2 separate regions of the Homo sapiens genome follow, and region 1 is linked to region 2. A link is a loop called in an ENCODE intact Hi-C map of the cell type or tissue named here. Cell type or tissue: GM12878. All regions are shown on one strand. Links, peaks and the distances in the headings refer to the core of each region. The heading gives the core; the rest is flanking DNA. Region 1 overlaps F9 (coagulation factor IX). Region 2 holds the start of ATP11C (ATPase phospholipid transporting 11C (ATP11C blood group)).

Region 1 (2,801 bases), core at 164-2,663, 380 kb after region 2:
GAGCGTGACCGCAGACGGGATACGTGCTAGGTGAACATGGCTCTGTAGGGTCTCAAAGCTGGACAGGATCCCAGCAGTCCCTTAGCCTGCTCTGATCTCTGGCCAGGTGAACAAATGCCCTCTCCCTGAATGGGGCTATCTAGCCGCTGCTGTCCCCAGTGACAGAACAGCTCTTTAAGTCAACAATTCCGACAAACATTTGTTCAATCAACATTTGCTCCCAATGCTGCCCAACCTGCGTAACCAACCCAGTGGTTGTTGGTTGGAAAGGGCTTTCTTAATGGAGGTCAGAATCGTCTTGCCTGCTTGCAACTTTCACCCTTAAGTCCACAAAGAAGTTGTCTTCCCCTTTCCCTTGTGGCTCTTGCAAACAGCTCACCTACACCTTTTCTTTAACAGACTAACCATTTCTAGTTTGTTCAATCTGTTCATTACTCCAGATGAAAGTGAACTCTCTATGTTCTTCTTTGTGAGATTTCTTCACCAAGTGATCACTTTATTTCCCACCCTGGCTAATTTGAAAGATAAAAGAAACAACTCTGAAGAGAAAGGTTCTTATGAAGCATCAGCATTTTGAAACACTCTTTTCTAGGTGACACTGCTAAACAGTATTTCATATTTCAAAGCTAGATATATAATGTTTTCACCACTGAAGCCCCAGCTGTTGCTTGCTTTCTCTTGATGCCTTAGTCACAGCAGGTTTGCTGCAGTCTGATCTGCAATCAAATCTAGTATTTCCTCCCTGCAGATTAACCATGACATGGTGGAGCTGGCCCATCCACAAATGAGGAGAGATTCTGGTTTCTTTCATTTCCTGTTTCATTTTGTCTAAAAATGACTTTTATACACTCAATTTATCTCATATTTTTGAAAACCAGTAACCATTCATAAGGAACTGGATGGAGGTGGTGTGGAGGAAACAATGCAGAAGTATGACAGGGTCTTTCACAACTATTCTGGAAAGTAGCTCAGCTTCTTGCCTTTGGAAAAGAATAAAAGTGCTTTGAATCTGTACACATCAGTAATCTTAGTTCATGTGGATGAAATAGGGAGTGAACATATGTGCATGTGTATGTGTGCACATGCATGTATGAGTGATCTTGAACATTCCAAATGATCTTAGCTAGGCTTGACAGCAAAAAGACAACAGGTACAATAACTATAAGTGTGCAGTGAGGTCATGAAATGATTTGAAATAATGTGTATCATTTATATCTTCTCCCTCCCGGAACAACCACAACCACCATCTCATAGTCTTTTCTGCTTGAAAAGAAAATAAGGTGTCTGCTTGAGTTACTAAACTTTCTTTCAGGAAACATCTGCATTGTTAATGCATTGGCAAACATCTGGTTTAAAGGGGGTGGGTGAGAAACGGAAATGATGTGACTAAATTGAGCCTTTATACCCTGTTCCCCTTTTTAGTTCTGATTTAAATGTATTTGCCATTTCATTTCTGGAATGACAAGGAGACAATGCTAAACTCACAAAGCAGACATCCTTTTTTTTTTTTTTTTTTAATCTTGGACTTTTTTTTTTTTTTTTTTTTTGAGACGGAGTCTCGCTCTGTCGCCCAGGCTGGAGTGCAGTGGCGGGATCTCGGCTCACTGCCAGCTCCGCCTCCCCGGTTCACGCCATTCTCCTGCCTCAGCCTCCCGTGTAGCTGGGACTATAGGCGCCTGCCACCACGCCGGGCTAATTTTTTGTATTTTTGGAAGAGACGGGGTTTCACTATGTTAGCCAGGATGGTTTTGATCTCCTGAATCTTGGACTTTTAAAAACGGAAGTTATCTTCTTAGCTAATATATTCTCCTGGGTTCTTGGATCCCCTACTCTGAGCACTGTTCTATGTCCCACAAACCCAAGGAAGATAATTGTCATAAAGTAGGATCTTTTGTTGTAACCATGTTATCCATGGAAGTTGGACACATAATGAATGAAAATACATGAGAACACAAAATGACAAAATTAGAGAGAATAGATACATGGATATTAAATACATTGAAGGCATAATAACAGTGCTTGCACTTAAGAGGGATTGTTCCAGGAAAGGTTCATAAAGAAGGTCAATATTACAGAGTTGTGAAGAAGAGTAAAGATATGGATGAGTGAAGGAAGGGGTTATGGTAGGTAAGGGAAGCAGTCCTCATAGGGTGCAATTAAGTAGAAACAGAGGAGGTAAAAAGGAACATACAGTGTCCCATTTATGAGTTATAAGATCAGGTCCAGCAAATATTGTCTTTTTAAAAAGCAAAGGTAAAAGAAAGGGAAAACCTTGATTGTGATGTTCTGCCACTCTTTGATACCATTCTCCACAATGCTTGTGCAATTATACCTACCACCCCATCCCCAGGTATATGTGTAATACCTTACATCCATTATGTTGAAAAATGGCAGGCATTCTCAAGAATCCTGGATAGATACACAGCTAGTCCCAGAAAATTCCAATGCTGTTAAAACTGAGGACATTTACCTGATTCTGGCTTAAATTGTCACCAGTTTGATAATTGCAAACTTTAAATTTATCAGTCTCTAATGGCAGAGATTCTAACCTCAGTAGAGAAATCCATGAAATTACTACTAAATCATGACTGTGGCAACTAGGGAGTTTTAAGTTACACTAAACTATTATAAGTGCTATCCAATAGAAATTTCTGCAGTAATAGAGTGTTCTATCTCCGCTTGCACTCTCCAATACAGTAGTTACTAGCCACATGTGGTTGTTATGTGCTTAAAATTTGGCAGGTGCAATTGAGGAATTGAATTTTTAATTTCTCTTAATTGTAGTTAATTTAAATTTAAAT
Region 2 (2,801 bases), core at 230-2,729:
TAATATAAATATAAATTTAACATAAATCTTAAAAATCATTAGATACAGGCTCAACTGTGAGCAGAGAAGGAATCATAAGAGGGGAAGAATTGAAAACGGTTGGTTTTACTTCTTGGCAGTTAGGACAGTTTGGGAACAAACCTTAGGTCTCCTGCATTTGCATTTTATTGGGAGATGGGCTTCTCGTTGATCGCAGAATGAAGTTCAAACTTCGTAACATGTTTTTGAAGAGTTTTAGATTTTAGCTTTCGTTCGAGCCGCCCTTACCTACACGTCCTGGGCGTCTGCCACTACAGCGTGATCTCTTTCTTAGTTTGTCCTGCGCTTTTTCACCGACCTCTCCCTCTACCCTGGACTTTGTCCCCTTGGGCTCAGTCAGGTCCCTCTAAAGCCTTCCCACGTTTCAAGGGCTAGTTTAATCTCCAGGGCTTTTAGGAAAACTTCCCAAACCCCATTTTCAGATGCAATGTCGCTCTCCCCTATTTCTCTAGCACTTTGAACTCTAGCTATTATTAAATTCTAACGTGGCATTTTCGCTTGTTTGTATCCCCCAACCAGATTGCGACCACCCTGTTGGGGAGGTCTTTTAAGAAATCGCTGTGTCCAGCCCTGGCACAGTGCCTGGTACAAAGAAAATTCCCAGCAAAGGTTTGTTGAAATGAATCCGAACTCCGGAGGGTAAAGGAGAAGCGCCTATGCCTAGTAGTAAAGGCCTATTCGCGACCTTTGGGAAGGCCTGTGGTGTGGCTGGGCCCTGTCCCCAGCTCTAAACTGGCAGGAGAACGCGGCGAGGCGGAAGACTCGTGTAAGAGTCTCTGAACTCCCTTTCCTTCTTTTTGACTTTTATAGAAGAATCTGCAAGTTCTTCTCCAACAGCCTTGGGCCCCGCCTTAAGGGGCGGTGAAAAGGGGTGGGGTTGTGGTAGTTGGGAGGGATGCCCAGCCTCGTGGCAATTCTGGACTCGCTTTTCTTTTGTAATTTTTAAAGTTTCGCAAATTCCAGCTCTAAGCTGGGGGCCGAGGGTGTAGAGGGTTTCCTGATGCGCACATTTTGCGTTCCAGGGAAAGCTCCCAGGATTCGGAGCTTTGCCTAATTTAGCCTTCTCACATGTCCCACCGCTAGGAAGGCTACCGAGTGCGCCCGGCCTCCACACCCAGCCGGCCGGCGTGGAGAACCCGCTGTTCAGCCCGCGCTTCCTTCTTCAACCCTCTGGGCAAACCCGGGACTAGCGTGTGGGGGAGCTCCCAGCCCGCGGTACCAGGCGAAGTAGGGGGACGGTTGGACTACAACTCCCAGGCTGCCCCGGGAGCAAGGAGGGGGAGGGGGCGAGCGGGAGGGGCCTGGGTGGGGCGGGGTGGGGGTCAGGGAAATCCCGCCCCGCTGCGCAGCAGCAACGACACAAAGCCTGACTTTACAACCTCAGAGAAAGTGGAAGTAAGAAGGCTTAGGTGGGCAGGCAGGACGAGAGAAAGACTGAGAGGAGGGAAAGCCGCGTAGGTGGGAGTACAGCGGCGCGAGGGTCGAGGGGGAACCCTCGTCGGTGCAGATGAGGAGGGTGGGCTTTCAGAACTAGTCCCCCCTCGCACCCCGCCCCGCCCCTCCCGCGCTGGGGTCTTCACGGTGCCCTGCCTCAGAGCCCGGCTCCACCACGCCCGGAAGAGGGAGTCTGGCCGTCGGCTGGCTCAGGGCGGGCCGGTTGGCTGTACCCAGGCTCCCTGGCCCGAGTGCGGGACCAGAGCGCGGGGCGGCGCGGCAGCCGCGGACCGAGGAGGGGCTGCGAGCGAAACGGCGCGGCGCGGCACGGCGGACGAGTTAGGGCCGGGGCGAGGGAGGCTGTGGCTCCCGACAGAGACAGGGGAGTAGTGTCGGGCTGAGGCGAGGTGAGGCGCGGGGTGCCTCGGGAGGGTTCCCCGTGCCCCGAGGGGGGCGGCCGCGGAGTCCAGCGGGGAGGCGGGCGGTGGTGCCGCGTCGGGGAAGAGCGCATCCCGCGGGGTGCCGAGCCCGGCGCTGGCGGAGAGACGGGGGCGCCCCCTCCCCACAGGAGGAGCCTCGCGCTCCTCCGCCATCCTTCCCCCGCGCGGCGGGCTCGCCTTCTCAGTGGGTGCTGCGCGAGCTGCCGGCCCGGGGTGCCGGGGCCAGATAAGGGCGATCCGCGGGGCCGCCGCCCCCGGGTCAGGCAGGCCGGGGGCGGGCCGCGAGTGAGGCGGGGCGGCGGCTAGGCTGCGGGCGGCTGGGGGGCGGGGGAGCGCGGAGAGCCGAGGGGGGCAGGCGGCGAGCGGGTGGCCCGGCCGCCCGCCTCGCTGCTCCGCTTGGCGCCGCCGGCCCACGCCGCAGTGTGTTTTGTGGACGGCGCCTTCCCAGACAGCCCGGTAGAGCCCAGCTCAGCGCCCGGCAGCCTTCGACGCGATGTTCCGCCGGAGCTTGAATCGTTTTGTAAGTACACTCGCTGCGGCTCCGCGCGTGCCGGTTTGCTTGCTCGCCAGCCCCTTCGCCGGGTCCCTCACAACAATTTTCTGAGGGGGCAGTTACGTCTCTGGGAGACACCACCACCCCTCTTCTTCCTTTTCACCGAAACACGGTGCCCAGGCGGCCGGGGAGGGGAGGCAGGTAGGGCTCTCGGGGTATCCCACCCTCGCCCCCAGGACAATTCGACCAGGGCTTCCCGGAGCTGTTACAAACTCTGCCTGAAACTGGGGGCCGCCTTCGGGCTGGGTGGTGGGGGGGACTCGTGGGGGGACCGACCCGGGGACCCCTCAGTTTGCCAATTAGTCGAAGATGGCGTTTTATTCTCAGGGAGGTTG

What was found. Peaks named below come from ENCODE experiments on the same cell type or tissue, not always from the same donor. Only the 100,000 strongest peaks of a DNase experiment are listed, where the experiment ranks them.
Region 1: it touches region 2 in a loop (3-fold over the local background); 4 of 110 quality-filtered maps call a loop at or near these places.

Annotation. Positions count from the first base shown.
Region 1 is chrX:139,552,559-139,555,359 of GRCh38, reverse strand. The region is part of intron 6 of F9 (coagulation factor IX); the gene reads right to left. Among named protein-coding and RNA genes, the nearest start is that of F9, 23 kb to the right of the region's middle. In GM12878, for the core only: no CTCF peak of the experiment used is centred there; a DNase peak (open chromatin) is centred at 1,379; H3K27ac peaks cover 795 bases.
Region 2 is chrX:139,931,648-139,934,448 of GRCh38, reverse strand. ATP11C (ATPase phospholipid transporting 11C (ATP11C blood group)) reads left to right here and starts at 1,396. Exons shown (of 30, transcript NM_001353812.2): 1 at 1,396-2,433. The coding sequence starts at 2,407. RefSeq lists enhancers at 710-759, 800-1,149 and silencers at 1,930-2,169, 2,210-2,369. In GM12878, for the core only: a CTCF peak has its summit at 1,222; a DNase peak (open chromatin) is centred at 1,288; H3K4me3 peaks cover 2,027 bases; H3K27ac peaks cover 1,773 bases.